Linked DNA regions of Homo sapiens: all the other regions are linked to region 1. A link is a contact called in ENCODE Hi-C or POLR2A ChIA-PET data. All regions are on one chromosome and are shown on one strand. Each heading gives the region's core, a stretch centred on a gene start or an enhancer-like site at or near the end of the contact. The rest is flanking DNA. Distances are from core to core; before and after follow the strand shown. Region 1 holds the start of RPN1 (ribophorin I). Region 2 holds the start of H1-10 (H1.10 linker histone). Region 3 holds the start of HMCES (5-hydroxymethylcytosine binding, ES cell specific). Region 4 holds the start of COPG1 (coat protein complex I subunit gamma 1). Region 5 holds the start of SEC61A1 (SEC61 translocon subunit alpha 1). Region 6 holds the start of CNBP (CCHC-type zinc finger nucleic acid binding protein). Region 7 holds the start of RUVBL1 (RuvB like AAA ATPase 1).

The links. A loop is a pair of places that touch in the nucleus more often than their neighbours do. ChIA-PET counts read pairs that join two places held with the same protein, here RNA polymerase II (POLR2A). Pooled maps may share reads with other maps.
Region 2: a map of CD8-positive, alpha-beta T cell shows a loop between it and region 1 (8-fold over the local background). The contact joins the promoter of H1-10 here to the promoter of RPN1 in region 1. A Hi-C loop is called at or near these places in 2 of 168 maps with a recorded cell type or tissue (CD8-positive, alpha-beta T cell and naive thymus-derived CD4-positive, alpha-beta T cell) and 5 of 50 pooled maps. POLR2A ChIA-PET finds 5 or more read pairs at or near these places in 7 of 52 experiments (CD4-positive, alpha-beta T cell, activated T-cell, activated naive CD4-positive, alpha-beta T cell and 3 more).
Region 3: a map of naive thymus-derived CD4-positive, alpha-beta T cell shows a loop between it and region 1 (4-fold over the local background). The contact joins the promoter of HMCES here to the promoter of RPN1 in region 1. A Hi-C loop is called at or near these places in 2 of 168 maps with a recorded cell type or tissue (B cell and naive thymus-derived CD4-positive, alpha-beta T cell), 1 of 37 single-sample maps with no recorded cell type and 11 of 50 pooled maps. POLR2A ChIA-PET finds 5 or more read pairs at or near these places in 2 of 52 experiments (activated B cell and activated CD4-positive, alpha-beta T cell).
Region 4: a map with no recorded cell type shows a loop between it and region 1 (22-fold over the local background). The contact joins the promoter of COPG1 here to the promoter of RPN1 in region 1. A Hi-C loop is called at or near these places in 1 of 37 single-sample maps with no recorded cell type and 8 of 50 pooled maps. POLR2A ChIA-PET finds 5 or more read pairs at or near these places in 1 of 52 experiments (activated T-cell).
Region 5: a map of CD4-positive, alpha-beta memory T cell shows a loop between it and region 1 (8-fold over the local background). The contact joins the promoter of SEC61A1 here to the promoter of RPN1 in region 1. A Hi-C loop is called at or near these places in 1 of 168 maps with a recorded cell type or tissue (CD4-positive, alpha-beta memory T cell), 2 of 37 single-sample maps with no recorded cell type and 11 of 50 pooled maps. POLR2A ChIA-PET finds 5 or more read pairs at or near these places in 1 of 52 experiments (A549).
Region 6: a map of CD8-positive, alpha-beta T cell shows a loop between it and region 1 (7-fold over the local background). The contact joins the promoter of CNBP here to the promoter of RPN1 in region 1. A Hi-C loop is called at or near these places in 5 of 168 maps with a recorded cell type or tissue (CD8-positive, alpha-beta T cell, GM12878 and naive thymus-derived CD4-positive, alpha-beta T cell), 4 of 37 single-sample maps with no recorded cell type and 12 of 50 pooled maps. POLR2A ChIA-PET finds 5 or more read pairs at or near these places in 5 of 52 experiments (BJ, WTC11, activated CD4-positive, alpha-beta T cell and 1 more).
Region 7: a pooled map shows a loop between it and region 1 (10-fold over the local background). The contact joins the promoter of RUVBL1 here to the promoter of RPN1 in region 1. A Hi-C loop is called at or near these places in 9 of 50 pooled maps. POLR2A ChIA-PET finds 5 or more read pairs at or near these places in 3 of 52 experiments (A673, B cell and MCF 10A).

The regions. Positions count from the first base shown.
Region 1 is chr3:128,649,055-128,653,377 of GRCh38, forward strand. RPN1 (ribophorin I) reads right to left here and starts at 1,764. Exons shown (of 10, transcript NM_002950.4): 1 at 1,486-1,764. The coding sequence starts at 1,746. RefSeq lists enhancers at 988-1,057, 1,728-1,997, 2,158-2,237 and a silencer at 1,208-1,477.
Region 2 is chr3:129,313,347-129,317,669 of GRCh38, forward strand. It overlaps H1-10 (H1.10 linker histone), which reads right to left and starts at 2,940. Exons shown (of 1, transcript NM_006026.4): 1 at 1,425-2,940. The coding sequence starts at 2,556. The coding sequence ends at 1,915. H1-10-AS1 (H1-10 antisense RNA 1) reads left to right here and starts at 2,925. Exons shown (of 5, transcript NR_026991.1): 1 at 2,925-3,999. RefSeq lists silencers at 1,479-1,768, 2,149-2,278, 3,079-3,418.
Region 3 is chr3:129,277,091-129,281,413 of GRCh38, forward strand. It overlaps HMCES (5-hydroxymethylcytosine binding, ES cell specific), which reads left to right and starts at 1,780. Exons shown (of 7, transcript NM_020187.3): 1 at 1,780-1,815; 2 at 2,620-2,825. The coding sequence starts at 2,643. It overlaps COPG1 (coat protein complex I subunit gamma 1), which reads left to right. Exons shown (of 24, transcript NM_016128.4): 24 at 204-683. The coding sequence ends at 334. RefSeq lists silencers at 1,635-1,984, 1,995-2,384 and an enhancer at 2,805-2,934.
Region 4 is chr3:129,247,781-129,252,103 of GRCh38, forward strand. It overlaps COPG1 (coat protein complex I subunit gamma 1), which reads left to right and starts at 1,826. Exons shown (of 24, transcript NM_016128.4): 1 at 1,826-1,966; 2 at 2,902-2,954. The coding sequence starts at 1,930.
Region 5 is chr3:128,050,057-128,054,379 of GRCh38, forward strand. SEC61A1 (SEC61 translocon subunit alpha 1) reads left to right here and starts at 2,381. Exons shown (of 12, transcript NM_013336.4): 1 at 2,381-2,503; 2 at 2,779-2,846. The coding sequence starts at 2,497. It overlaps LOC102723759 (a long non-coding RNA gene), which reads right to left and starts at 2,119. Exons shown (of 4, transcript XR_007096073.1): 1 at 1,906-2,119. RefSeq lists a cis regulatory region at 1,946-2,562 and a silencer at 2,055-2,694.
Region 6 is chr3:129,181,370-129,185,692 of GRCh38, forward strand. It overlaps CNBP (CCHC-type zinc finger nucleic acid binding protein), which reads right to left and starts at 2,527. Exons shown (of 5, transcript NM_003418.5): 1 at 2,407-2,527. LOC105374101 (a long non-coding RNA gene) reads left to right here and starts at 2,705. Exons shown (of 2, transcript XR_924469.3): 1 at 2,705-3,103. RefSeq lists an enhancer at 2,861-2,950.
Region 7 is chr3:128,121,229-128,125,551 of GRCh38, forward strand. It overlaps RUVBL1 (RuvB like AAA ATPase 1), which reads right to left and starts at 2,584. Exons shown (of 11, transcript NM_003707.3): 1 at 2,356-2,584. The coding sequence starts at 2,496. RefSeq lists an enhancer at 2,336-2,385 and a silencer at 2,576-2,635.

The sequences.
Region 1 (4,323 bases), core at 514-3,013:
GTAAGAAAGTATCTTACCACAGAAACAAACAAACTAAAGGACAAAAGGAAACTTCTGGAGGTGACAGATATGTTTATTACCCGGATTGTGGTAATGGTTACACCAGTGTATACGTATTTTGAATATACTAATAATAGGCAGTTTTTTGTATACCAATTATACCTCAATAAAGTTGGGAGAAAAAATAAAAACAAGATAAAATAAGTACATTAACCTAGCTCGCAGGCATGATGGCAGGATAGCCGAGCTCCTGCTGTGGTCCACTTATACTGTAACAAGCTCATTAAATCACAACTGGCTTCTATAAAGAACGGGATTTAACATTCAAGACATTCAAAGATGGCAAGGCAAATTTACATGAAGTTTTGATCTATCTTTCCACAAGCCTTTGAGTAAAACTTTATTTCATCATGGACAACGCATGAAAGAAAATAGGAGTCATTTCAGAAACGTAATCTCTATAAACCCATCTTTATAGCTCCATATTCAGTCAGAGAACGAAGTGTGCTTAGAAGAAATGTGACACTATAATGACTATTCTCTCAACAAATAATTAGGTAATCATTTAATGAAATTGTTTAACAACAATAGTAATAAAAACCAAACCTCTGTGTATGTACATTCCCTTTACTCCCAAACCCAACATTTTCTTTGGTGATCACTGAAATACCTGGAAACATTTAAGCCAAACACAGCCATTTATTGCCGAGGTGTAAGAATGAGAAGCAGCAGGGGGAAGGGAGAAAATTGGACTTTCCTTTTCTGTACAGCATAAGAGAACTTATATTACGTGCAGGAGTTTTAAAACTAACTTTAAAAAGAGTTTTAACATTTAGAAAGCGTTCACTAGGAACCTTAAAATGCATCACATTCATAGGGATTTCAAGTGATTACCAACTTAAAAATGCGAAACCTGTTACATTTCTGATGGTTCTCTATGTCTAGAAAGAAGCACCTACAACGGACCAGATACTGAATTAAGAGAATGAAATTCACTTTAATTCATTTATTTGTCCTCTACTTGAGCCACCTCGTCGGGCCGTGAGAAATGAAGTCTGGCGCCCGCTGGCACCGGGCCGAGGGGCTGCCGCGCTCGCCTTACGGAAGGGAGGTGCGTTCTACCGGCCCGAGGTCTCCCGAGCGGTGCCGAGAACGGCCCAAACAGGGGCAAGCTCCGAGGCTGGTCGGCCGCGGATCCCAGCAGCTGCCCACGTGAGCAGCGACCCGCGCGGGGGCAGGCCGGTGCTGACGTGGCCCAGGCAGGAGGGCGGGCGCGCACCGGGGGCAGCGGAGGCGCCGGGGCCCCTGGCCACCCAGGACTCCTCGCGGGCCCCGAGGCAATCCCACGGACCCCCTGTGCCCCGCCCGCCGCCCGGGTCTCCGCATTTCCTGAGGCCTAGAGGGGCGCGGGCGGAGTCGGGGGACCGCCAGGAAGGGAGGCGGGAAGGGTCCCGGGAGCGGCGGCGAGGGGTCGCCCACACTCACCTGCACGCCCAGGTGCGCCAGCCGGGCCTCGAGCTCAGGCTCCAAAGCCAGCAGGAAAGAGGTAGCTCGGGACGTGGAGCCGCCGCCCAGGTGCGCCAGGACCACCTCGGCCGTCACCTTAGCCAGGTGGCTGCTTAGGTCCACTGTGCGCTTCACGTCCTCATTGATCAGCGGCGGTGCCTCGGAGGAGGCGCTGCCCGGCGCCGGGGCCCAAGTCCCAAGCAACAGGAGCAGAAACAAGCCGGCGGCTGGCGCCTCCATGACCGGGAAGAGCAGTGCGCCAGGGCGGGTAGGGCCCGGGCGCGGTAGCCCGCCCTCCCGCCACTGAGCAGCCGTTCATTGGGCAAGGGCTGGTGACACAAGATGGCGGCGCCGAACAAGGAAGGACCCTGTCTCCGGGGCAACCGGGAAGCCGACCCGGCGCCTGATTGCTAAAGCCCTCTCAGAGCTGCTCGGGATATCCTTCTGTTCGTAGTGCGAGTGTACTTACTTTTTTTTTTTTTTTTTTTTTTTTTTTTTTTTTTTTTTGAGACGGAGTCTCGCTCTGTCGCCCAGGCTGGAGTGCAGTGGCACGATCTCAGCTCACTGCAAGCTCCGCCTCCCGGGTTCACACCATTCTCCTGCCTCAGCCTCCCGGGTGGCTGGGACTACAGGCGCCCGCCACCACGCCCGGCTAATTTTTTTTTATATTTTTAGTAGAGATGGGGTTTCACTGTGGCCTCCATCTCCTGACCTCGTGATCCGCCCACCTCGGCCTCCCGAAGTGCTGGATTACAAGCGTGAGCCACTGCGCCCAGCCGCGAGTGTACTTATTATTACTAGTTTTCACTTACCTAATTTTTACAGGAGCGGCCCTTGCCTAGGTCTCTACTCTCTCCTACCATTCTTCCTGTCCAATAATTCTGCTCGTTTTGCTCCTTAAAACAGTGAAATTTTGCTCAGATTGAGAAAGTAAAAGTTGGCCTTCCCCAACATCCACGGATGAATGCTAAAATTAGTAGGCAGAACTTGAAGCCGAAACAGGATATATGCAAAGTTTCAAAACATCTCTACTAAAATGTTTAGTAATTAGGCCGGGCACGGTGACTCACGCCTGTAATTCCAGCGCTTTAGGAGGCCGAGGCGGGTGGATCACCTGAGGTCAGGAGTTCGAGACCAGCCTGGCCAACATGGTGAAACCCCGTCTATACTAAAGATACAAAAAATTAGCCGGGCGTGGTGGCAGGCGCCTGTAATTCCAGCTACTTGGGGTGGCTGAGGCAGGAGAATCGCTTGAACCTGGGAGGCGGAGGTTGCAGTGAGCTAAGATCGCGCCATTGCACTCCAGCCTAGGCGACAGGGTGAGACTCCTTCTCAAAATAAATAAATAAATAAATAAAATAAAATTAGCCGGGTGTGGTGGTGCGTGCCTGTAATCCCAGCTACTCCAGAGGCTGAGGTACCAGAATCATTTGAACCCGGGAGGCAGGAGATGCAGTGAGCCAAGATCGTGCCACTGCACTCCAGCCTGGGCGACTGGGCGAGACTCCCTCTCAAAAGGAAATTAAAAAATAAAAATAAAATGTTTAGTAATTACAAAGGAAAAAATAGTTTACAGTGGAGAATCCTGGCAGGCACCACTTTAAACAAGTGATCAAAGTTAACATCACCACATATAAAATATAGTAACATTAGGTATCTACTAATAGGATCCATTGAGAAAGGCACATCACTTCTGTGGTATTGCCACAAAATTATTGAAAATCCATTACCTCAATCTAGTCATAAATATCAGACAAGGCCAGGCACAGTGGCTCATGCCACCAATCCCAGCACTTTGGGAGGCCAAGTAGGGAGGATCCCTTGAGCCAAGGAGTTCAAAACTAGACCGGGCAACAGGGTAAAACCCCATCTCTACAAAAAATCAAAAATCAGCCGGGCCTGGTGACAAGTGCCTGTGTTACAGGAAAGGGGTCTGGATCCTGACCCCAAGAGAGGGTTCCTGGATCTCACGCAAGAAAGAATTCAGGATGAGTCCGCAGTGCAAAGTGAAAGCAAGTTTATTATTTTTTATTTTATTTATTTATTTATTTGAGATGGAGTCTCGCTCTGTTGCCCAGGCTGGATTGCAGTGGCGCAGTCTTGGCTCACAGCAACCTGTGCCTCCCGGGTTCAAGCAATTCTCTGCCTTAGCCTCCCAAGTAGCTGCGATTACAGGCGCCCGCCACCACGCCCGGCTAATTTTTGTATTTTTAGTAGAGACGGGGTTTCAACATCTTGGCCAGGCTGGTCTTGCACTCCTGACCTCGTGACCCACCTGCCTCAGCCTCCCAAAGTGCTGGGATTACAGGCATGAGCCACCGCCCCCAGCCAGCAAGTTTATTAAGAAAGTAAAAGAATAAAAGAATGGCTACTCCATTGACAGAGCAGCCCGAGGACTGCTGGTTGCCCATCTTTATGGTTATTTCTTGATGATATGCTATACAAGGGGTGGATTATTCATGCCTCCCCTTTTTAGACCATATAGGATAACTTCCTGATGTTGCCATGGCATTTGCAAACTGTCATGGCGCTGGTGGGAGTGTAGTAGTGAGGACTCATTGCCATTTTGGTTTTGGTGGGTTTTGGCCGGCTCCTTTACCGCAACCTGTTTTATCAGTAAGGTCTTTATGACCAGTATTTTGTGCCGACCTTCTATCTCATCCTGTTGAGAGGTGACAGCGTGCGCCCTCCCTCGCTCTCGGCGCCTCCTCGGCCTTGGCGCCCACTCTGGCCGCGCTTGAGGAGCCCTTCAGCCCACCGCTGCACTGTGGGAGCCCCCTTCTGGGCTGGCCAAGGCCGGAGCCGGCTCCTTCAGCT
Region 2 (4,323 bases), core at 1,690-4,189, 670 kb after region 1:
GTCCACAGAGGACAAATGTCTGAGGCCTTGGTGCCCATGGCCCCTGCTGCAGCCCTCCTCAGCCCTCTCTGAACCCCAGAACCACCTGGGGATCTGGTCAGAAGGCTGATTCCCAGGCCTAGCCCCAGAGATTCAGATTTGGACAACTGGGACATGATCTGGCAGCAGGTGTGGAGCTGCCAGCCTAGGCCTACCTGCCTCCTAGGTGCCCACAGGCCCCCAGACCCCAAACAGCCACAGCCATGTGTGTCCTGATGATAGTACCTCTGCCCTCATCATTCACCATCTCCACACTAGCCAGGGAGCTTGGGCAGGGCAGGCACCTGGACTGGTTTTGTCTACTGCTGTGTCCTCAGAGCTTGGCCCAGGACAGGGCAGGTAGGACTCCCACTGGCACCTGGCTCTGCAGTTCAGTGAGGCAGGAAGCAGCAGGGAGGAAGCCACAATGGGTTATGAAGATTTGCAGAGGGAATGGAGTGGCAACTCACCCAGGCGGCAGAGAGGTCTGCCAGGCCCAGATCAGGGGTAGCAGCAGGCCTGGGCTCCTCTCCAGCAATGCTCCCTCCTCTCCAGTCTATGGCCAGGAGGTCCTGCCTCCACCTGTAGTTTCTGCAATTTCTTACACAGAGGGTAAAACGAGCTCTCCTGCATTCTCACCTAACTCCAGTCACTCACGCTGGTATGAGTATATATCCACTGTTTCAGAAGCTTCCCTGTTTCCACTGCCCTTGGGGGCCTGTTTTGCAGTTGTCCATTTTTAGGGACATCTGTTAGAATAGACCTTGACCTATTGCCCAACTGGACAGACAACTATCCCACATGCTGGATACCAGAATGTCCCAGGGCTGGAGATCCTTCTGCTCCTACTAATTTTCCCAGCAATCCTTTGGGTCCCGTTTGCACTCTAGCTTAACCAATAGGCTCAGAGACAGCAAATACCCTTCTGAGACCACACGTTGGATTGTGGTCAGGAACTCCACTCTCTGGCCACCACACTTCGTCCTGGTCACATCTCACTCTAACCCTCGCTGGAGTCAGAATGACTAAGTTTACAGGCCAGTCTGGTGTGACTTTGTAAGAACTACCTCTCTGGAGGCCAAGTTTAGGTCCCTGACCATTAACTCTGAAAACCCATTAATCCCCCCTCCTCTCCCCTCCCCCATCCCGCTCCCCGCAATGGCCGATGGACCCCCTGTGGGGGCAGATAGATCCATCCCTCCTAAGGGACCGATCCTGTCTATCTCCCTGTCCCAGGTACTTTAAGTTCGTCCCAAGCCAGCAATTCCCACCCCTTGCTGAAGGCCCCTGGCTCCAGGCCTACCCTGGCCAACAGATCTGGGGTATAAGGACCCGAGGGGCCCGCCATCCAACCCCGCGTGCCGAAGGCGCCCATCCCTATTCCACTCAGATTAAACGAGAGAGGCTGAAAGGTTTAAACGCTTTATTGTGCCCAAAAAAAGGCCCATGGAATGAAGGGAAGAGCCGCGCAGCCCTGAGCCCGGAGCGATTGTTTGTCGCGCACCCAAAGGCAAGGAGGGTGGGGAGCTGGGAAAGGATGCGCGGCCTCCGCGTCCCCGCGCGCCTGGGCCCGGCCAACCAGCGACCCCGCCCGGTGGGCAGGCGCGGCCTCGGCCATCGGCGCCTAGGGGCCAGTAACCATGACGACGGCCGTTGCCAAGGCCGAGAGCCAATAGAGGCGTCGCCGGGGCTGTTTCAAAAACCTAAAGCAAACAACGAAAAACGCTACATCGTTGGGGGAGGGGAAAGACTGAGAGGACCCGGGGCCCCTCCCTGAGGCTCAGACCAGGCCTCGCGGCCCCGGCCGGCGTGAGCCGTACAAAATCTACGTCACTTGGGGTAGAAAAACAAAAACACCGAAAAGCCCACGCCGGCCGCTCTGACCGGCCGACACGCTCACTTGCGGCCCTTGGGCACTTTGGGGACGCTGGGCTTGGCCGCCTTCTTCACCTTCTTGCCCCCGGCGGCCGCCGTCTTCTTGGCCTTGCCGCCTTTGTCCTTCTTGGCGCCAGCGCCCTTCTTGTGCGAGCGCTGCTCCGGCTTCTGGCCCCTGGCGGGCTTCTTGTCCGCGCGCCGGGAGCCGGCCGCGCCCGGGGCTGCCTTCTTCGCTTTGTGCGCGGTGGGGGCCGGGGCGGTGGCGGCCGCCGGGGCTCCGCGCCGCTCCCCGCCGCCCTCCAGCTTCTTGCGGTTGAGCTTGAAGGAACCGTTGGCGCCGGTGCCCTTCACCTGCAGAAGCGTGTCGTTCTGCACCAGCGCCTTGATCGAGTACTTGAGGTAGGTGCGCCCATTCTGCTGGTCGAACCACGGAACCTTCTTGGCCTCGGTGTAGATCTTGGCCAGCGACGAGCCGTTGCGCTCGCCCAGCCTACGGATGGTCTCCACCACCAGCTGGCTGTACTTGCCCGGCTGGTTCTTCTTCTTGCTATTCTTCCTCTTCTTAGATGGGGACAACGCCGCCGAGCCGCCAGCCTTGGTCACCTTCTTGGCCATTCCCTCGGCGGTCGTCACTGGCAGGGCCTCCTCGAGCTCCACGGACATGGTAGCAAGAGGATTGGTGGCGGGCGGCGCGCGGAAGCCGGGGGGCCGCGCCGGGAAGAGGAAGGCGAGGGGCCGAGGGGGTGCAGGGGGGCTGGGGGCGCGCGGCGGCTCCAGGCGGGAGCGGCCGCGGCCGGGCCTGGGGCCGGGCGGCAGGGCTGGGGTGGGGGCCGGGCCGGGCCGGAGCGAGGGTTGGGGGGCCCGGAGCCGGGGCCGGACTAGGGGACCGAGTTGGGGGTCAGAGACCGAGTCCGAGCCGGCGGCTGGAGCTGGGGACGTAGACCTAGGCCGAGCCGGAGCGAAGAGAAATCCCGCCGAACGCGAGACACCGCCGCCGCAGCTTCCACTGGCGCCTCTGGAACTCGCTGGGCGTGCGCGCTGCGCTCTGGCGGGAGGGCGCTTCTCTCGGCTTTTTATAGCTTCATGGCGGACCACGTTGAGAACAACAACAGCCTGGTCCGGGGCCAGCGCCAACTTGTGCTTCTTGGAGCCCCTTCTCCGGCCGCTGGCTTCTCGGACCGCGCCTCTCCAGCGCCGCCGCGCCCGCAGCGGGGCGCCCCGGACAGGGCCTGAGCTCCCGGCGCAGTGGAGAGGCGACTTGCGTCCTGGAAGGGCTCAGCAAAGGCGAACGGAGAGGTGCACCCTAGGCTGCGGGAGCGCGAGAGGAGGGGGGCACCTCGTTTGGAGGCCAATAGCGCGGGCCCCAGAGGAGGCCCCACGGCCGGGAGCTTGGCGGCCGGCAACCCAGAGAACGCCACGGGCACCCGAGCCTTGTCCCGGCCCGGGGGGCTCCAGGCCTGCCCGCAAGAGGAGCTTTAATTTGTCCAAACTAACACAGGGCGCGCCCTCACGTGGTCGGCTGGGGCAACGTGAACTGCGCTAGGACATCCTCGGGGGTTTTCCGCCCCATCCAAAGGGGATGGCGGATGGGAGGCACTCTCCAGCTGCACCCCGGGTTCTGGTTGTGCCTCTGGGAGCCTAGGCACAACCCGGGGAATGGAGGACTACGGCAGGACCTCTCTAGGGACACTGCCTCGCCGCTCCCCCCACCCTGTTGCCGCTGATGTTCCCAGGGCCTCATTTTGTAATCCACAAGTAGCTGCCGCCGGTCCCCCCAAAGCCAAATGGGGGCTCCAGGGTGGGACAGGGTGGGCGGGGGTGAGGCTGTGACACCCAGAGGAATTCCTGTGAGAGGATGGGGAAGGGATTCGCTCTTAGTTCCTGGGTGCACCCCTCCCCCTCTCCCGTGCACAGGGAAATGATGGCGGGAACACAGCAAAGGAGACCATGTCCTGGAGAGGGTCCCGGGCCCCACCCTCCCCGGGGGGGCTTGTGCAAGGCTGGCGGCCCGATCTCTGCTGATTCCAGTATTGGGGGTGCAGAGAAGGCACAGGACAGTTTTTGTTGAAGCCGTTGCAGCCTCCACTTGGGGAAGCTGAGGCCAGGGTAAGATGCTCGGGTAGGAGAGGGGATCCCTTTGGGGGTAGGTGATGTAGGGCACAGGAGTGGGGCTGGGGCTGGGGGGTGGCAGGGTTGCAGGCAGGAGACAGTCTCCAGAGGCCCAGCATAGAAAAGCGATGGAGGGGTGAGGGGGGACAGGACGCTGGCGAATTGGGGTTCCCAGAGTGAGAGACAGGAACATTTACAGGTGGACAGAGTAAAAGGCCCTGAAAAGGGGGTGGGTTGGTGCATTTGTGGCCTTGGGCCCAAGCAGGCTTCTCTGGGTGAGGGCTAGCAGCACCTCCCCTCTTCTCCAGCTCACCCCTTTCA
Region 3 (4,323 bases), core at 530-3,029, 630 kb after region 1:
GAATTACAAGCGTGAGCCACCGCGCCTGGCTGAGAGACAGTGACTTTCACAGTGAAATCCCTCACTCAGGGATTTCAGCCCAGCTCTCCTGCCCGTTTCACTACACCAGAGCTGCCTTCATGGGTTGCTGCAAATGCCATCCTTAGCCTGCCCTGTACAGTCCCTTCTGCTGTATATATCTGTACTTCTCTCTTCCCTTCTAGGTGTGTTCCGGGGTGGTCATGACATCCTGGTGCGCTCCCGGCTGCTGCTTTTGGACACAGTGACAATGCAGGTGACAGCCAGAAGTTTGGAGGAGCTGCCAGTAGACATCATCTTGGCATCTGTGGGATAAGAGGCCAGCCTGCATAGGACCTCATACCCTTCCCCAACACTACCTGGAAGTTGTGCCTTCCTCATGAAACTGGCAGAAACCCCTTCCCAAGCTTCTGTATTGAAAAACAATTAGGAATCATTGCAGATTTTTTTTTATTCTGCTCCCACCTCCCACCCGGGACTACTTGCTGGTGACTTTTTTTTTTTTTTTTTTTAAATAGGGGATGATTTTAGCTTGTCCTAAATCTTGCTGTCCACCCTTCCAGGAAAGGGACATTGTAAATGAATAAAACATTCTCAACTCCTCTTGAATCTATCCCCCAAGAAACCATCTTATCCCTGTAATAAATCAGCATGTATTTATTGAATGATTGCTACTTCTGCAGACTCATGCTTCAGGGCTCCACCTTCCCCTTCAAGGCCTCCCCTAAAGAGGCAGAACACCTGCCCTGTCCCCCTTGCACCCACAGCCCTTTGGCTGTTGTAGTCCTGTGAGGCAGGACCCTCTCCCCGTCATCGCTGTCCCAGCACCAAGCCCAGGGGTGGGAGCGGTAGAGGGTGGTTGAGTGAATCAGCTAACAGGCAGAGTTCACACTCCCTCCCGTTCGTGCTTCTTCACAACGCATCCTCCTTTGATAGTCGATAAATGGAGGCTCCAAAGGGCTTGGGTCCTGTGTCTGATCGTTCCAGCATCTGGTCTTACATGGAGTGTGCCCTGGGGTTTCTGCTCCCTGTTCAGTTCAGCGAATCAGCATAGGCGAACAGCCCTCTAGAGCATTCTCTGTTGGTTGCAGATGAAGAATCTCCGGTTTAGGTCCCAAGGGGAGCAGGCTTTTAAACTCAAGCCAGGCTATTTTACCAACTTTGAGGCCAAAGTACACCCGAAAGGGCTGTTTTAAAAATCTGGGCCTCACCCTTAGAGATTCAGCTGAGGGGCTGGGGCAGGAAAGGCTTATTCTAGTGCCCACCAATGTTTGAGGGCGAAGTGCGCGATTCCTGGAAGTTCTTCTGACTTTCATTTCTTCAGTGTTCCTCCATTTTTGCCTCGCACTGTGAGGCAGCTGGCAGGACTGTGAAGTAAGGAGTGGAGTTTCCTGGTTTCCCGCCTTCCATGACCCTGTGCCCTAGACTCAGCGCGGCGGGAACCTTCCCTGCCAGCCCTGAAACACGCTGGGGGCGGGGAGGAAGGTTAACCCCGCCAGGGAACGGCCAATATGGAGGAAAGTGGAGTCCCGAGAAGCTTGGGATCGATATGTCTCCCAAGGCAGTCACTGTCTCCTGGGGAAACGGGAGAAAATTCATCCCAAACCGGAGGGGAGAAGACGCCGCCTCCGGGGCCCGAGGGCACCGCGGGAACCAAGGGCCCTTGGGGGCGGGGCCTGGCGCCGGGAGCGCGGGCTGAGGCGGGGCTGACGTGAGGGGCGGTGACGCGGGTGGCCAAAGCGGAGCGGAGCGGGGGTGAGGAGAGTCGAGGGAGGTGACGCGCGCTGCCGGGGCGAGGTGAGGGGAGGGGAGGCGACGCGGGCGGTCGGGGTATGGCGAGGGGAGGGGAGGGGAAAGGAAGCGACGCGAGCTGACAGAGGGGAGCAGAGGCCCGAGCGGACGCGAGGCGACGCGGAGAGGGCGGCCTGGGCCGAAGTGAGGCGACGCGGGGCGGCGGAGTCTGAGGGCCGGAGCGGAGCGGAGGCGACGCGGGGAGGGGCGAGGGATCGCGGCCGGTGGCTGGGGGCCACCTGCTCCCCGAGCACCGGCCCCCGCTCCGGGGAGCAGAGTCCGGAGCGGGATCCGCGGCCCACAGGTTCGCAGGTCGGGCCCGGGGACGCTGCGGACTAGCGGGCGGGAGGCGGGGATTCTGCACCCCGGCCCCGGGCCGTCCAGTGGCCGCCCTCGAGGTGACCGGTTGCTGGCCGGCGTGGGTCGCTGACCCCAGCGGGGACTGGGGGGAAGGACGGGGAGTTGGGGGCACCAAGTCACCCGGAGGAGGCGACCCCAGCTAGCTGCGCTTGCCCTGCTTCGCTGGACTGTGAAGCCCCCTCCGCTGCGGCTCTTCCTGCGCTCAGGCAGGCATTTGCAGAGCTCCTCTCGGGACTTGCCTCAGTGCCCTGCACGGAGCTGGGCAGTGGGCTCAGGGAGCGAAGCAAACGGGCACATCCTTGTCTTTGTGGGACTTTTTGGGGAAGACTTTAGACGGTGGTCACGGAGGGGCACGGCCCTGTGGGAACGGAAAGAGAAGGCGGGGACTCAAGGAATAAGACCTAATATTTGAGATACGTAAGCCTTTTCCTTACGTTTTGTAATTTAAAGGTTGCGAGGGGCGGTGTTGAAGAATGTGTGGGCGAACATCCTGTCACTTACCTAGAGATGTTCTCACGAGAGCTTGCGCCTACCAGGATCGGCGGGGCCAGCAGCGGCTCCCGGAGTGGAGGGACCCTGATAAGTACTGCCCCTCTTACAACAAGAGTCCTCAATCCAACAGCCCAGTGCTTCTGTCTCGACTGCACTTTGAGAAGGTAACCAGCATTGCACTATGCTAGCCCCTCGCCCAGCCTCGTGATGGTCATCTCCTATTTGGTTTGGTGTGTGCTCAGCCTCTTGGGATGACATTAAAAACCAGCCTTTACTGATATATTCTGACTTCCAGTTGAGAACCTCTCTTGGCCTCATGAAAGAAGTTTTATCAGTGGCTTCTAACACTGATAAAGACGTATTTTTCAGGCTCAATTTAAATGCCTTTGCTATACATGGCATACTAGCCTTAATATATGCCAAATTTATATGAGCTTTGTGTTTTAAAATAGCAGCTTTCACTGATCATCAGGGTCATTGGAGTATCTTAAAAATATAATAAAAAAATTTAAGGCCAGGTGCCATGGCTCATGCCTGTAACCCCAGCACTTTGGGAAGCCGAGGTGGGAGGATCACTTGAGCCTAGGAGTTGGAGACCAGCCTGGGCAACATAGGGAGACCCCATCTCTACAAAAAATAAAAAAATGAGGTGGGAAGATCACTTGAGCTGGGGAGGTCGAGGCTTCATGAGCCATGGTTGTACCACTGCACTCCCACCTGGGTGACAGATCAAGACCCTGCCTAAAGAAAAAATTTAAAAAAATAAAAAATTTAAGAATATTTCTATGCCCTTTACCAGGCCAGCTTAATCAGACTTCTCTAGGCCTAGGACAGGCTTAAGATCAGTTAATTTAAAACACTTCTGATGTTTCTTGAGCATTGAAAAGTTTTATTCTTTCTGCTTGTGTTTTCAATCTTTTTGTGTTTGTCTTTTACTAAGGCTAGAAACACGTATTTGGTTTGGTTATCTGAAGTTTAATTGCATTCATTGTGTTTATAGTATTTATCCCTGTAGTGTTGGAATTACCAGTCACTTACATTCATATTTTAGTTTTTTGCCTTATCTCCTGAAAGTGTGTGTGTCTTTGTATGTGTGTGTAATAAAAATGCTTCGTTCTAGAAAGTAATAGTTTCTCCATGTCTTAAATATTTTAAATGACCTTGACATGTTTTTAAAAATCGTGATTGTTGGCTGGGCACGGTGGCCCACGCCTGTAATCCTAGCACTTTGGGAGGTGGAGGCGGGCGGATCACGAGGTCAAGAGATCGAGACCATCCTGGCCAACATGGTGAAACCCTATCTCTACTAAAAATACAAAAATTAGCTGAGTATGGTGGCACGCACCTGTAGTCCCAGTTACTTGGGAGGCTGAGGCAGGAGAATCACTTGAACCTGGGAGGTGGAGGTTGCAGTGAGCTGAGATTGCACCACTGCACTCCAGCCTGGCGGCAGAGCGAGACTCCATCTCAAAAAAAAAAAATTGTGATTGTTTCCTTCCTGAATTTTGACTGTATTTGATTCATAATGCTGAAATCACTTTATAAAGTTGATTATACCTCTGGTACATACTCTTTAAACTTTTGTGATAATATGATAGTCAAAAAGGACTCATTTCTGCATTATAGGGAATCACATCATTTTGAAATAAAGATAACAGGCTG
Region 4 (4,323 bases), core at 576-3,075, 600 kb after region 1:
GGCAACTTCATTTTCTTTTTTCTTTTTTTTGAGACAGTTTCGCTTTTGTTGCCCAGACTCCAGGCTGGAGTGCAACGGCGTGATCTCAGCTCACTGCAGCCTCCGCCTCCCAGGTTCAAACGATTCTCCTGCCTCAGCCTCCCGAGTAGCTGGGATTACAGGTATGCACCACCACGCCAGGCTAATTTTTTTTTTTTTTGTATTTAGTAGAGATGGGGTTTCACCATGTTGGTCAGGCTGCTCTCAAACTCCTGACCTCAGGTGATCCACCTGCCTCAGCCTTCCAAAGTGCTGGGATTACAGGCTTGAGACACTGCGCCCGGCCTCATTTTCTTCTTTTGAACAATTTCCTCCTGATTAGGGGTGGGGTTACCGATCAGACATTTTGAACATCTTTCTGACTCTTGACAATTTTGCATGTCACAAGATCTGTTGTCCTTGGCCCTAGCCTCTGCAAAGCCAGACCCTAAGGGCTGGCCCCTCTGACATCTCCCTTCCTCCAGCTTTGCGGTCACCCTTTTCACCTGGGGCCTCTGCCTCAGCCTCCTGCCTCTCCTCTCCACAGCCCACTCCTTCTCCTGCCCACAGGCCTGCGGGCTTCCCCTCCCCAGGCAAGCTGGGGCCGTGTCGCAGCGCTTGGCCATCACGACTTTGCCATTGCCAATGCAATCTGGCTCACTGGCATGCACTGTGCTTACCTTAGCCTCAGGGTGTCCTGCATAGGTCCCCAGGAAGATAAACCCTGGGTGATGTGTCATTTTCCCCTTTCCGTTCCTTCCCACGCCCTTCCCCCCACCTCCCCGCGTAGGCAGCGCATCTAGTTGGCACTCCATAAATATCCAAAGTATTTACAAAATAACGTAGAAGTTCTATGCTGTTTAGTTAGATCTCTTAAGGTTGATAATGTACAAGGCAATTTGCATCAGGAGCAGACGAGATAGGGCCCGGCAGATATAAATTAAAAATGCAATTGCACGCATTCATTCAACGAGAACTCACTGAGCAACTACTATGTGCCAACATTATCCACTGCAGTGAATAAAAGACAAACAAACAAGCAAATAACAAAAAAAAAAACAAAAGAGCAAGAAAGTGGCCGGGTGCAGTGGCTCACCGCTGTAATCCCAGCACTTTGGAAGGTCGAGAAAGGAGGATCGCTTGAGGCCACGAGTTCAAGACCAGACTGGGCAACATCATAGTGAGACCTCGTCTCTACAAAAATTAAAAAATTAGTCGGGGGTGGTGCGCCCAGCTCTACTCGGGAGGCTGAGGTGGGAGGATCGCTTGAGCCCAGGAACTGTAGGCTGCAGTGAGCCAGGATCGCACAACTGCACCACAGCCTGGGCAGCAGAACGAGAAATAAATAAACAAATAAAAGCCAGAAAGTAAAAATAAAGTGTTAGATGGCGATTCGAGCTGAGGAGGAAATCAGGCAGGGGAAAGAATCTGAAAGCGAGGAGTGAGTGGCTGGCAAGGCTCCTTCGGAAGGTGGCAATAACAGTCATAGACCGGTCACATCAATTGGGTGTTTACTGCGGGCCAGTGTGTGCCACCAACCTCACACCCGAAAGCCACAAAGACTCACGCCACAACGCAACGAGGCAGGGGCTCCTCCTCCTCCCTTGGTATACGGAAAGAAGCGTAGGGAGCAGAGTTGGGATGCTAGTCAGTACCCCCCTGCACCTAGCCCTTGCCCCTCCGTCTGGCTTTCCCCACTCCCGCTCCGGCGGAGCTAAGGTTAACATTAGACGAGGCTGTGGCTACCGGAAAGAGCGCAGGCGCAGAGCGCGGAATGCGCCTGCGCAGAGCGCTGGGCGACGTGGCCAGTCGGGGCCCGGAAGTGGTCCCTGTAGAACCACTGTGGCACCGCTACTCCGTGCCGCGCCCGTCGAGCATTGCGTTGCTGCATTGCGCCCCACCGACTCCACTATGTTGAAGAAATTCGACAAGAAGGATGAGGAGTCAGGTGAGGGGGCCAGGCCTGGGTCTGAGGGAGGCCGGACCCCCACCCGCCGAGCTTTCCTTCTGGTTCTCTGTCCTGACCCGGAGGCTGAGGCCCAGTGAGGGGCAGGGGCTTGTGCCAGGGTCCACAGCTAGTCAGTGGCAGGCCTCGGAGAGCCCGAGCATGCGCGGCTGTCTCACTCTTGTAAGCTCGGACTGCAATTTTCTGGGTGACCTTGGGCGCGACAAACACCCCCCCCCCCAGGCCTCAATTTACCCATCTGTCAAAGGAGGGGACCATGCCGAATGTTCTCTTGTTACTTTCTTCGTCCAACCTCTTGGGATTCGCTGGGGCTACGTTGGTGCTGGCCAAACTGGGGTGTAACCTGCGGAGCCAGCGTCCTGTGACTGGGAACTCTGACCCCATCATTCATTTATTCAGCAAAGTATATTGAGCAGTTACTGTATGCCAGGTACTGTACGGTGTCCTGGATACTGCAACAGAGCAAGTGGGACACTCAGTGCCTGAGCTAGGAATATTAGAATGGTTGCACCCACGATGGAGGAGGCAGACATCAACCAGATAATCACACGTGTAATTATTTGCAAATGTGTCATCTGCTATGAAGGAACTAGTTACAACGAGATGGTGGTCCCTGGCACATAGGGACTTAGTTAATTACAAGTTATATAAATGAACACAAGACATGGCACCATGAGAAGCACAGGACTGTACCAGGGCTGCTGGGAGATTGTGAGTGGTTTGGGGTAGAGTGGAGCCCACCTGCTTGCAGGAGACTAGTAGGATCCCTAGACAGATTGTAGAGGCTTGATTGCCATTCCTGAGGAGTTTGAACTTTACTAGATTTCCTAGGAAGGGACATCTTCCCTTTACCTATGTCTGGGAGAGTTTTGAAGTTCAGAGTCACAACCTACCTTCTCCATTGTCCTTGACCGTAGGTGGAGGCTCCAACCCATTCCAGCACCTTGAGAAGAGTGCGGTACTCCAGGAGGCAAGTGACATTTGCTCCCCTCTAGCTTCCATCATAAATATTCACCACCAATGCAACTGAAATACCAACACATTCAAAGTGTTGTTTTAAAGAGCAACACGGGAGAAAACTTGTGCCTGGAAGTTTTCTGGAAGACAGGAAAACTTTGTTTCTGGAGAGAGTTAGTTATGCTTACTTCTTTTTTTTTTTTTTTTTTTTTTTTTTTCTGAGACAGAGTCTTGCTCTGTCGCTCAGGCTGGAGTGCAGTGGCGTGATCTCGGCTCACTGCAAGCTCCGCCTTCCAGGTTCACGCCATTCTCCTGCCTCAGCCTCCCAAGTAGCTGGGACTACAGACGCCCGCCACCACACCCGGCTAATTTTTTGTATTTTTAGTAGAGACGGGGTTTCACCGCGTTAGCCAGGACGGTCTTGATCTCCTGACCTCGTGATCCACCCGCCTCGGCCTCCCAAAGTGCTGGGATTACAGGCTTGAGCCACCGCGCCTGGCCTCTCTATTTAAACATTTAAAAAATTTCTCTATTTAAAGTTAATTCCAAAGCTAAGGAAACTGGTTTAAAACTATCACCTAAGCTAGACTGTGGCCATTATGCAGGTAGAGATTTTGCATGACTTGTTTATTTTTATTATATATATTTTTTATATATATATATATATGTATTTTTTTTTAGAAGGCGTCTCACTCTGTTGCTCAGGCTGGAGTGCAGTGGCACGATCTCGGCTCAACTGCAACCTCTGCCTCCTGGGTTCAAGCAATTTTTCTGTCTCAGCCTCCCAAGTAGCCGGGACTACAGGCGCACGCCACTATGCCTGGCTGATTTTTATATTTTTAGTAGAGATGAGGTTTCACGATGTTGGCCAGGCAGGAGAATGGTGTGAATCCTGACCTCTTGATCCTCCCGCCTCGGCCTCCCAAAGTGCTGGGATTATAAGCGTGAGCCACCGCGCCCGGCCACTTCTCTTTTTTTTTTTGAGATGGAGACTTGCTGGTGTCAGCCTGGGGTGGAGTGCAATGGCATGATCTTGGCTTGCTGCAACCTCCGCCTCCTGGGTTCCAGCAATTCTCCTGCCTCGGCCTCCCGAGTAGCTGAGATTACAGGTGCCCACCACCATGCCTGGCTAAGTTTTGTATTTTTAGTACAGACGGGGTTTCACCATGTTGGCCAGGCTGGTCTCGAACTGACCTCAGGTGATCCACCCGCCTCGGCCTCCCAAAGTGCTAGGATTACAGGTGTGAGCTACTGCGTCCAGCCGCTTCTTTCTTTATTGTTGTCGTTCATTGTTTCTGTTTCCAGTTAGCAGATGGTTGCTAAGTATCTGCTAGTCAATAGGTTAGCACATCCCTAACTAATATTTACACGAGAGTCTAAGA
Region 5 (4,323 bases), core at 1,131-3,630, 600 kb before region 1:
TAGCAATGTCAAATTTTTGGTTGAAAAAAATTATTTTTTCACTACAAAACTATAGATTTTATGTAATAAAGTTTATCTTATAAATTATAAATTTTATTTTGTGCTGATTCTTAAACAGTATCAAAAGAAGTTCCAGGCGGGGATTCATTATTATTACAAATTTCTTGTTTATTCTTCTGCAGATATCAAGATTTACATTTATCATACTTAAAAGTATTGAAAATTCATCCAGATTTTTGTGGTCTCTTTCATTCTAGGTGGATGTTTCTAATATCCTATAATAAAATCTTAAATGTATAAATATAAAACACTGCATACCTATTTTCCGAAGAATTAATGTATGTGCTTACAATAGAAATATTTTATTATTTTTTGAGACAGAGTCTCACTCTGTCGTCACCCAGGCTGAAGTGCAGTGGTGAGATCTCAGCTCACTGCAGCCTCGACCTCCCAGGCTCAAGGGATCCTCCCACCTCAGCCTTTCCAGTAGCTGGGACTACAGGCATGCGCCACCATGCCTAGCTAATTTTTTTCTGTATTTTTTTCTAGAGACAGGGTTTTGCCATGTTGCCCAGGCTGGTCTTGCACTCCTGGGCTCAAGTGATCCTCTTGCCTTGGCCTCCCGAAGTGCTGGGATTACTGGTGTGAGCCACTGCACCCAGTCCAATAAAAATATTTTAAACTAGTGATTCTCCTAAAGCAATCAGTGATTTAACACACGTAACTTGGCTGCAGTCCCTGCAGTGACACAGGCCAGATTGTGTCATAATGTGGAAACAACAGGAGGCCTGTTATCAATGGTACTGACATCCTACAACTATTAGCACAAACCAATGAGTTTATATTAAAATTTCTATTAACTAATTGTAATATTTATTGTAATTACTATACTATTTACCCTCGAAATATTTCAACATTTTAACCATCAATATGGTGCAGGGTGCATAATGGCTAAATATCGGATCTAGTCTATATGCTGAACTTAGTCCAGGGGCTGCCAGTTTTAGCTTCAGGCCAAAACTCCAGAAGAGATCATCAGTGGGTCCTGGAAGTGAAGATGGGTTGCATTTCAGACTCTGAATAAAGAGTCAATGTCTTCTTTTTCCCCTTTTTGGTGGGGGATGGATATCAAGTGATGTCACACCTAGACCACTTCACTGAAGTTACCTGCCTGTTCCCAGTAGTCCTTTGAATTTTCCACCAGTGGGTTTGTATTCCAAAAAAGACTTCCTGTCCTGTCCAACTTTCTGAGCCAAGAATGTACAAAACCTGATTATCTGCTAGAAATGGGTGAGAATGGAAAAATCCAAATAGTTGACACCTAAATTAAAAGCAAAAAAGCATCTTGCCACATATGTACCCTCAACTTCTACCTGTCCTGGTCAAGGTTTAGCTCCATGAAACCTTGCCTGATCCCACAAGGCGTGCCCACCTCCTCCCTGCTAAATGCTCACAGCATTAAGTCTGTTTCTCTTAGATGACATCATACCTACTGACTACAGATGCCTGAAAGTAAATTCCAACCCCCAGCCCCAGCATCCCTTGCCCTACCCGTTATCCCCCTTTCCCACACCGATCTTAGGCAATCACACCGCCATGCTTTGCCCACAACAGTCTCCTCAACCTGTTCCCTCATTCCTTCTCGCCAGAATCTATCAAGGCTCGGCACAAAGGTACTCTCCCAGGAGGCCTTCCTGAATTCTTCTGTGAGGCAGACTACTTCCCGAGCTGCCCCGGCCCTTCTCCGGCCAAGTCTCTCCAGAAACTCATCCCATTCGTTCTCAGATGGAAGGGGACCCACACCCACGACAAGCCTCCGGGTTTGCTTAATGACTCAGACAGCGAGGGTGCTCGGTAAGCCCCACCAGCCCGCGCCCTACTCAGCAGGTAATGACGGAGACCTACTAGGTGACGGGCGCCGCGGTAGACGCTGGGATAAGGTCCCTGCTCCAGGGAGCTTACGGTCTATTCACTAACGTCAAAGAGCAGTGAGTGCTGTTACGTGTATGGGAGCCACCAGGGTCTCCGCCTGCCTGCAGGGCCACGCGCGCACTCGACGCTTCGCGCCTGCCTCAGTTTCTCCGTGAGGCCGCACAGCCCCAGTCTCGGGAGGCGTGACACACCCTCCCCGCGCGCTCTCGCGTTACCAAGTCTGCGCAGCCGCACACCCCCAGTCCCGGCGGGCCCCGCGCGCCAGGCCCCTTCCCGACAGGCCCCAGGAGCCCCGCTGCATGCCGGGGCTTGAGGTCTCGGCGAAGCGGCGCGGCGCGGCGAAGCGCGGCGGCCGGCGGGCGCGCGTGGCAGGAAGCGGAAGCGATCCGAGGCCCGGCCCCGGCCCCGCCCCGCGCCGCGCCGCGCCGCTTGCCGCCGGGCTAGCACTGACGTGTCTCTCGGCGGAGCTGCTGTGCAGTGGAACGCGCTGGGCCGCGGGCAGCGTCGCCTCACGCGGAGCAGAGCTGAGCTGAAGCGGGACCCGGAGCCCGAGCAGCCGCCGCCATGGCAAGTGAGTCCTGTAGGGAAGCCCTATTGAGGCCGGGACGGAACAGATCCCCCTTCCCCACACCCGTGCGGTCGGGCGCCCGCCGGCCAACCCTGACCGGCCCCCTGCAGAACGCGGCCCGTGCCCCCGGCCCTTCTCGAGTATCCCCACGCGTCCGGGGTGCGGCCGGCTCCCCTGGCCCCTGCTCTCACTCGTCGTGGGCAGAAGGCGTCCCTGGGTAGCGCGGAAGGTTACTTCTCTGTGTCCCAACTCTTCCTGTTTTGTTTCTCCCATCAAAGTCAAATTTCTGGAAGTCATCAAGCCCTTCTGTGTCATCCTGCCGGAAATTCAGAAGCCAGAGAGGAAGGTAAGTACCCCAAATCGCCAACAAAGAAGGTTTCAGGAAACTGTCTGGACTCTGGAAGTTTACAGTATGATTAAAAATGGCTTCAGCACGGCAATGGAAACTCTCCCTTCTCTTCCCTTGGAGTGTAGTTGTGCTCTGTTATTCCGGAGAGCTGTCGAAAGGTGACCTGGTTGTGTGGAAATTTCCACTGAAATCACTGTGCTTTATTTGGAGCATCTTTGGTGGATGTTGCTCCGAGAACAAAGCCTCCGGTTGCCCTGTCCCAAAAATGGATCCGGGCCATGAATGAATAAGGCCTCAGTTAGGATAGCAGATTGAGTTACCCTCCCTTTTTCACCTCCAACGGGAGCAGATCACGGGTTGGTTTTTTTTCCCAGGAGATGCCCTTTGTATCCAGCTGCTAAAGGGAAGGGCTGTCACTTTAGTATTTACAAATGATTTTGTACCTTTTATGTAGGCTGTCACAATAGGGGGAATAAAGGCTATTCTTTTGTGAAGTCTGCTGCTTTTCACAGACGGTGTATTAAAACAAGGAAAGATTAAATTTAGAGCTGTGCTGAATCAGAAATTGTGTGGAGTGAGTGTTGCCAGTGTAACTACAGCTGTCAACGAAAAAAAGTTTCATTAGGTTCCTAGGTTAGAGAGTGGGGAATAAAATGTTTGTGTCCTCACATTATTTTTCAAACTGTTGTTAAAGCATTCACATGGACACTTGGGTGCTTGGAATCCACTTTCATTTTTTTACGTAAAATAGTTTCATATAAATGCCCATGTGCTGCTTTTAATGGACGAATTTGTAAAGCTTTACCCCCTCAATTCCAGTGTAGCGAAGGGGCATGGCTCTGGAGGCAGGCAAGCCTAGGTCCCACCCTTTACATAGCACCTTAATAGCTATGTGACCTTGGCCTTGTAACTCAGTGTGGTAGACGGAACAAGGGAAATACGTGCAAGGTATAGCAGTGGCTCAGGAAGGGATTAACTCTGGGAGACATGATGTCTTATGGTGGTTTTGAAGGAGAAATAGAAGTCTCCTTGAAGGGACGGAAAGGAATTCCAAATAAAAGGAGTATATAGTTTGCAAAGGCATTGGTGACAAGAGTGTAGCATGTTTGGATGGGAGGTTATTAGATGTAGTTGCTATTGATAGAACATAATTGTAGGTGGGGAACATTAGGAGATGAATAACAAGGGCCAGACATGAGAATGTCACTTTGGAAGAAAAGGAGAGGACTAGAGTTGGTTTAGAGGCTTTTCACATCAGAGGATGAACTGTGGTACTGAGCAAGAATGGATTTAGGGGCTACTAAGAAGCAGAGGAGACAGGACTTGGATAAAGAGCTTTTGGGGTTTTGATGTTAAATTTGATTGTAACCAGGAGAGAGGACTTGGTGATTAGAAAGGGAGTTTTGAAAAAATTGTCTGCTCTTTGTTTCCCATCAAGATTCATTTCAGACAGGTTACTCTGAAATGGCGTTGC
Region 6 (4,323 bases), core at 1,277-3,776, 530 kb after region 1:
CTGGCCAGGCGCGGTGGCTCCTGCCTGTAATCCTAGCACTTTGAGAGGCCGAGGGAGTCGGATCACAAGGTCAGGAGTTCGAGACCAGCCTGGCCAACATGGTGAAACCCCGTCTGTACTAAAATACAAAAACTAGCTGGGTGTGGCGGCGGGCGCCTGTAATCCCAGCTACTTCGGAGGCTGAGGCAGGAGAATCGCTTAATCCGGGAGGCGGAGGTCGCAGTGAGCCGAGATCGCGCCACTGCACTCCAGCTTGGGCGACAGAGTGAGACTCCGTCTCAGAAAAAAAAAAAGAAAAACCCCTGGTCTTCCACTGATTTGGTTCAAAATATTTTACAGACTGCACCATCTGAAATACATTACCTCTCCTGTTACCAATATGAAAAAAAAGAGGACCTTTGGTTCCTCAGAAAAACACAAACTGTTATTTTTTTAAAGAAAAACTTATCAAGAGATGAAATCGGAAAAACTTAAGTCTTTAATTCTGCCCTTGGGAATGTAATAAATTATTCCTTTTATATTCCAATACACAAAGAACTCTTGTAGACAAGAATCAGGCTCAACAAACTAAAAACAGCATGTACCTAGGATCCTGGCAGTTTACAGGTGTTTGATTATCCTTAACCAGAGTAACTCATTAGAAGCATTTAAAACTATTTAGGAGGGGGGAGGGGGAAGCCCAGGAGATAAGTACTATATCTCTTATCTTTTTGAAACCCTCAAAGCTCTACACTCCAGTTATACTGCTTGAACAAACAAATAACATAAAATTGCTAATTTAAATTCGAATGGAAATAGTAACTGGTTACGTTTCACTCCAAAATTGGGTCAAACAATAGGAAAGGGGGAAAAATCTACTTTTAAAAATGTAATTTAAAAGCAAGATGGGGATATTCATTAGACCTCCTTCACTTTGAGAAAGACAAAAAACAAATTCAGTTTTGGCTTATCTCACCTGAGTCCTTCTGAATAATGCCTGAAACACACTAGCTAAAATCACAGACGATTACTGAGCAATGTTCTCTTTTTACAAGACCCCCAAGACCAGAAACAGTCACTTCCTTTGGAAGTGCCCTGTGGCTGAGGCCATATGGTTAACATGTGGGAACAAGCACAAGCCTTACCCATAATAAAATCAACACCTAAACCCAAATGTGGACCATTATGCCATTCTAAAACAGGTTCTCACGATATGGAAAAATCTAGATGGAGGGGAGCTAGTTGAATTTCGTGTCTCGTTTGTAATTACATCTGTTTCATTAATCCAAGAAATGATGCAGACTACCGCCCGCTGCTGTGGTTTTGGAGGTTTGACAAATTCGTGTTTTTTCTGGTAATGGCGCTTTTAAAGGATCCCAGCAACTTAAATAGTGTTAACTCTTGGAATGTGAGCCCCATCAGCCCCTTTTGGAATGGTAATGTAACACAAGCAACTTAGTATTTAAATGACGATAAAAATTCAAGAATCGGAAAACTATCAAGGATAGGGAGTATAAACTCTAAAAGCTCCCAAGTCTTCCAGCAGTCTCGCCACTCCAAACACAAAGGCTTCTTCAGGAACCCTTTGTTGTTGTTTGTTTGTTTGTTTGTTTGTTTTTTTAAGACGGAGTCTCTCTCTGTTGCCCATGCTGGAGTGTAGTGGCGCGATCTCGGCTCACCACAACCTCGGCCTCCGGGGTTCACGCGATTCTCCTGTCCAGCCTCCCGAGCTGCTGGGACTACATGCGCCCGCCACCATGCCCGGCTAATTTTTTATTTTTAGTACAGACCAACTTTCACCATATTGGTCAGGCTGGTCTCGAACTCCTGACCTCGTGATCCGCCCGCCTGGGACTCTCAAAGTGCTGGGATTACAGGCGTGAGCCACCGCGCCCGGCCTAAGAACCCTTTTCTAAGGCCCCCAAAACCCTTGGCACATGGCCCGCCAGGCGCACGACCCCAGCACATGGCCTGCACGACTATACCCACCCCATCCCCCCTTCATCCGCAGCCGGGAGCCTTTCCCCACCACACGGACTCCTTCCAGTGAGTTCCCGCCAAATCCACCCTCGGTCCCTCATTCCGCGACCCTCGAAGCGTCAGGGCCTCGGCCCCAAGGGCGCACGGGCGGGCCTCCTCTGCCCTAAGCCTGCGGCCTGGGGTGCGGCCGTGGCGCCGAAAGACCCGCATGCTCGGCGACCCAGCTTTCCAGGACGAAGAAAGGACAGAAGTGTCGTCCGACAGCGGTGCGCCAGAAACCCGGGTCCGAGGCGGCGGCAGCAGCCGAGCTTCCCGCCTGACGCAGCAGAGGCGCAGGCCAAAGTGCGGCCGCCATCGCCACCTCGCCGCTCCCTACCCTCTCTGTCCGCCACAGACCCGACCCGCACTGCGGCTCCGTCAGCGCCGGGCCCCTCCCCCAGCCCTCACCTTCCGCGTCGGAGCGGGCCCGCAGCGGCGGAGACTCGGACGCAGGCCTGGGGAAGACGGCTCGCAAGGTAGAGGCTGTTTATTTTGAGGGTCCTTGCCTGCGCCACACGCGGGTCTGCACACGGCCCCACATACGCCGCTGCGCACGGCTCTCCTCCGCCTCGCCCACGCGGCCAATCAGCGCGCGGGGTTCGGCAGTCCAATCAGAGCCGCCCGCGGCAGGGCCGCCCACTAGAGCGCGGCGCGGGGCGGGTGTTTCTGCGCGCAGCGTCTTTTCCCGCCGTGCCCCGCGCGCGGCCTTTCACGCCGGGATCCGGGTCCCGGTGCTTCTCGGTTCATTCCCAGCTGGGTCCGGGCCCGGCCAGACTGGGTGGAAATCTGGCTGACCTTGGTGGTCTGTCTTGGCCAGCTGGAGCAAAGGGATGCCAGGGGACGGGTCTCGGTGCAGTGACTGCCATTAGCTTGGGGCCGCAGAAAGTTTCTCCCCTTTCTCGGGCTCCTGCCAGGCCCTTGGCTTTCAGAGCCAGGCCCGATTTCTAGATAACATTTAAGTTTGCAGAAAAGGGGATGCCAAGTCACGGTGGTCACGGCTGTGGGATGCAGCCTCTGAGATTTGTATTAATTTTTGTGAGCCGGGGAAAGGCCTTGCTGCTTTCTCCGCCAGGACTGATGTGTCTTCCCAAGATGAAAGTGCCTGGTAAGGGCGAGGGGCCTCCCTGGGAAGGTCATGAGCATGTAAGGTAATGGGGCCTAGACTGTGACTTTTGGCACGTTTATGAGTGACATCCCCCGGGAGGGCAAGGATAACCATTTGACCTGGTCTGTCATATTCAGGAATAGACTTCAGTTTAGTTGTGGTATTTTCTCCAAAAGAGATTTGTGTATATAGCCCTAGATAGTCTTGTCAAGATTAAACCCAATTTAAACTGTTAACTATAAAATATTTTAGAATTTTGTCTCATTCTAGAATGGCTTTATTCGAAACAAAAAAAAAGGAAGAGTCCCAAGTTTCGTCTCAGTGAAACCTGCCAGTTCAACACTATGATTTATTTTTCTTTTTTTCTTTAATTTTTTTTTTTTTTAAGAGTAGGGTCTTGCTCTGTCGCTGGGTTTACAGGCATAAGCCACCAATCCCAAATCCCGGGGCTATGATTTTTGAAATCATGTTCGTGAGAAGGCAGAGCACATGTGTTGAGAGTCAGACTTTAAACCTGGGTTCAAATCATTAGTGCTTAATCATTGTAAAGCAGTTAGGAGGTTGCGTTCAACATAGCAATTATCAAAGAATGAATGTATAACTTTAAAGACCAATGATATTTTAAACTTTTTTTTTTTTTTGAGAACGGAGTCTCACTCCGTTGCCCAGGCTGGAGTGCAATGGCACGATCTCAGCTCACTGCAACCTCCGCCTCCTGGATTCAAGTGATTCTCCTGCCTCAGCCTCCCCAGTAGCTGGGATTATAGGCATGCGCCACCACGCCCGGCTAATTTTGTATTTTTAGTATAGGCGGGGTTTCTCCATGTTGGTCAGGCTGGTCTCAAACTCCCGACCTCAGGTGATCCGCCCACCCAAAGTGGTGATCGTCCTCCCAAAGCACTGGGATTACAGGCATGAGCCACCGCGCCTGGCCGAACTTTTTAAATTTATTTATTACTATTTTTTGAGACAGGGTCTCCCTCTGTTGCCCAGGCTGGAGTGCTGTCTCAGCTCACTGCAACCTCCGCTTCCCATGTTTGACCAATTCTGCCTCAGCCTCCTGAGTAGCTGGGACTGCAGGCGCCCACCACCACGCCTGGCTAATTTTTGTATTTTTAGTAGAGATGGGGTTTCATCATGTTGGCCAGGCTGGTCTTGAACTCCTGGCCTCAAGCGGTGCTAGGCCAAAGTGCTAGGATTACAGGTGTGAGCCACTGCAC
Region 7 (4,323 bases), core at 1,334-3,833, 530 kb before region 1:
GAGACTACAGGCGCATACCACCACACCCGGCTAATTTTTGTATTTTTAGTAGAGACAGGGTTTCGTCATGTTGGCCAGGCTGGTCTCAAACTCCTGACCTCAGGTGATCCACTTGCCTTGGCCTCCCAAAGTGCTGGGATTACAGGTGTGAGCCACTACGCCCGGCCCAGATGCTATATTTCTAAATAGATAAAAAACCTAGCCAGGCGCGTTGGCTCATGCCTGTAATCCCAGCACTTCGGGAGGCCGAGGCAGGTGATCACCTGAGGTCAGGAGTTCAAGACCAGCCTGGTCAACATGGTGAAACCCTGTCTCTACTAAATATACAAAAATTAGCCGAGCGTGGTGGTAGGCGCCTGTAATCCCAGCTACTCACGAGGCTGAGGCAGGAGAATCGCTTGAACCCAGGAGGCAGAGGTTGCAGTGAGCCGAGATCGCGCCATTGCACTCCAGCCTGGGCAACAAGAGCAAAACTTCGTCTCAAAAAAAAAAAAAAAAAAAAAAAACTACTATGGTCTTTCCACACAACCCTGTCATATCATAATCCCCAGCACTGAAGCTCTTTGGGAAACCCAAGGTAGAAGAGACTTTACAAACCTTGGAGATGTGCGTTTATTTACAGACCAGGACCTCTTCCATCCATTCTCCCTCAATTTCCACTCCAACTACTCTCAGGTGAGATAAGCTTGAATTCTAACATTTAAAAAGAATTGGAAGGGTCTTTAAAAGATCACCTAGTCTAACTCTCATTTTTCAGGGAGGTTACTGATGTGACCAGAGTCACACAAGAACCTGGTAGCTGAGGTGGGTCTTAGGCATACAGCATCACTCTTAGGCATAGAGCATGCACTTAGGCATAGAGCATGCACTCTGGGTTTAAATACATAGACTTGAGTTAAAATACTGGCTCTCGCACTTACCAGATGAGTAACCTTGGACCTACTTATTTGACCTCTATGAACCAGAATTTCCTCACTTGAACAGAGTTCATACTAGTCAATGGCACACAGGTTAAAGGGTGTAGGGGTAAAGTGTAGTGATGCCTGCAATTCACCTTGAAATGTAAAAGTGGATTGGGAGAGGGACAGATGAAAAGATATATGATAAAGCAGCACAGTAAAATGTTAATTATAGAATTTAGGCACACAAGTATTTACAAGTCTTTCAACTTTTTTTGTGTCTGAAAACTGTCATACTAAAGCGGGGAAGGGACAACTAATACGTTGGATATGACAAGGCAGTGGACATATAGCTACTTAGCACAGTGCTTGGCACATGGAAAGCACTCAACCAATGTTAGCTACTTGCAGTACTAGCTGCTTAGTAAGCCAGGGTCAAACACTTCCTTTTTGGAAAGATGATGCTCAAAATGGAAACCTGAGGCTTTTCTTTGAGGCCTTTCCATTTAGAAAAATCAGGCTAAGAGGCAGTAGCTTAACTTTATATTAAGTGAAGATTTTTGTAGAAGCTAAGGCTCTCCAAAGGCCAAGGGGCATGGCTGTGACCTTAGAGAACAGCAGGCAGAGAGGGTGGCTGTATCATCATAGAGCACTGATTTGGGAGTCAGAAATACACGTGGGTGCAAACCCCAGGTTTACCGTTACTAAAACGAGTGTCAAGCATATACGTGAAGTGCCCTCTCCCCAACTCAATATTTTCACCTGCCAAAAAATAATATGTATGTGAAAGTACTTGGCATCACCAGCACTTAGAAAAAGGAGATTTAATTGGAATGGTCAAAAAGGATGCTTGGAGGGGTGGATAAACCAGATTGCTCTTCTCCATAATTCCCACTTCTCTCCCTCAGTTCCCGGATCCTGGGAACCAAAATGAGCTTTTAAAGTTTAGTCAATTCCCTACTTTAAACCGTCCCATAGCCTGCCACTGCATTCACAATAAAATCCAATTTCCTGACCGTGGCCGACAAAGCCCTGCAGTAACTAACCCCACCAAGATAAGATAATTATTTTTATTTATTGGTGTACACGTTTATCGTCTCTCACTACACTAAAATGTAAGCTCCTATCTTAATTCCCGCTGTATCCCAGTGTCGCGAATAGAGCCTGGTACGAATTAAGGGGACGGGGTTGTGTGGGTTTATATCAGCACTTGTCCATGAGTTGGCAAACCGTCAACTGCCCCCAGTGGATCGTCACTAGGTATCCTGGGGCGGCCCCTCACCCAGCTCCAGGGCGGCGCCCCTCCCCGAGCCCCTGGCCCATTTTCACTTCCCTGAGGAAATAATGGCGGGAGACCCCTGGCGCGCGCATCCCGCCCCGAGCCACCGACTTCAGCAGCTCTCTCGCCGCAGCAGCCCTGCTTGCAGCCCCCAACTCCCTGGTCCACTGGCCACACCTCTCGCGCGTTCTCCTGGCCCACAAGCCCTGAGGCCGCCTGCTTGGCCAAGCCGCTCTCGTCCAGCCCCAGCCCTTTCACGTGGCTGTGGGAGGCGATGCGCTGCGTCTTCGTAGTGCTCTTCACCTCCTCAATCTTCATTTTGCAGACGCCGGGAGCTAAAACCAGCGTGGAAAACCAGCAGCTAGGACAGTGCGCCCGGCGCCTGAGTTACCATGCGGCCGTTACTAGGGCAATTTGCAAAGGCCCGCCTAGACCGGCTTTCCATTGGTGGAAGCGGGAACACCTCCGCTCTCCATAGGCTCACGGCTGCGCCCATCGCGGCTGCTGCTAGAGCTCCGGTCACCCACTTCCGTCTGTGTCTCCGGGTTGGCTTCCCCCGTAGCCGGCGCTTCCTGCCGAGGCTGGGGTCGGGAGCACAGTGGGACCACGCCCCGGATTTGATCTAGGGCTGGGGCGTTGCACGAGGCAGTGGCCCCCGGGTACCACTCCTAATCCTTCCGTCCTATCCATTAGCACATTTGAACGTCATACTCTTACGCAAATCTCAAGTTATTATTTCCGTTTTGGAAACAGAAGAACTGAGGTTCAGAGCTTAAACTGGGATTGGTTACTAACCAATGTTTTCTGACTCCCATACCTTTGCATCTCCCTGGAAAGGCCCAGCTCAACCCACCACCGTTTCCGTGGAATTGTCTTCCCCTGCTTCTATCCTCCATCCTCCACCGAGAGATAAGGTTCCTGCTGAGTTCAGTTGACTGTAAATAACATTTTGCAGTTTTCAAAATTCCACAGCCCTGTAAGGTAGTGTAATTACGCATGCAGCTACAAACAAGCGGAAAGAGGCCCATCCGCCCAAGAAAGCATCACAAATAATCAGAACTAGAAATCTTCAGGCTTCAAAACCTATATAATAATGCTCATCACGTCCCATGACTCCAGCTGAGACAATCAGCCAGCAAATTGTCCCTTCAGGTTTCATAATGATATTAGCACAACCTGCACCACAATTGTACTTGCCATCCATCCATCCATCCGTTCAACAAACACGAGCCAGACACCACAATGCACTGGGGATACAGGGATAAAAGTCTTGATGCGTTTACTTCTTGCTTAGAAAACTTGCAACGTGAGATGTGCTGAGACAGGTACACCCAGGTGGCGAGAAGACCAGAGCAGAAGCCCCCGGAACAGCCTGGAGAGCCAGGGAAGGCATCATGAAGGTGATGTTGCCTTGGCTGAATTCCAACAAATAGGAGAGATTTCCTCAGAAGCAAATGGTATGACACCATTTTTACAGAAGAGGATACTAACATCCAGAGGAAGGGAAGGACTTGCCCAGAGTGCAGGAGAGTTTATGTTAGAATTGAGACAGACCTGAAATCAAATCCAATTACAGTAGTTCCACAGTCTCACACCGCCTTTTTTTTTTTTTTTTTTTTTTTTTTTGAGACGGAGTCTTGCTTTGTGGCCCAGGCGGGAGTGCAGTGGCGCAATCTCGGCTCACTGCAAGCTCCGCCTCCCGGGTTCACGCCATTCTCCTGCCTCAGCCTCCCGAGTAGCTGGGACTACAGGCGCCCACCATCACGCCCGGCTAATTTTTTTGTATTTTTAGTAGAGACGGGGTTTCACCGTGTTAGCCAGAATGGTCTCAATCTCCTGACCTCGTGATCCGCCCGCCTCGGCCTCCCAAAGTGCTGGGATTACAAGCGTGAGCCACCGCGCCCGGCCTCTCACACCTCCTTGTACATCTTGATTCTAACATTTGAATCTAGGTTTCTATATACTTTTTTCTTTTCTTTTGAATCTAGGTTTCTAATGATTTGCATAATTACTGGGTCAATGTTTTTCTCTCCCAGTAAACTGCAGGCCTTTTGAGGGTGTAGACCACATTTGATTGTTTACCATTTTAACCTAAGTGCCTGGCACACAGCCTACAACACAGCTCACAATTAAGGCTTCTCATGA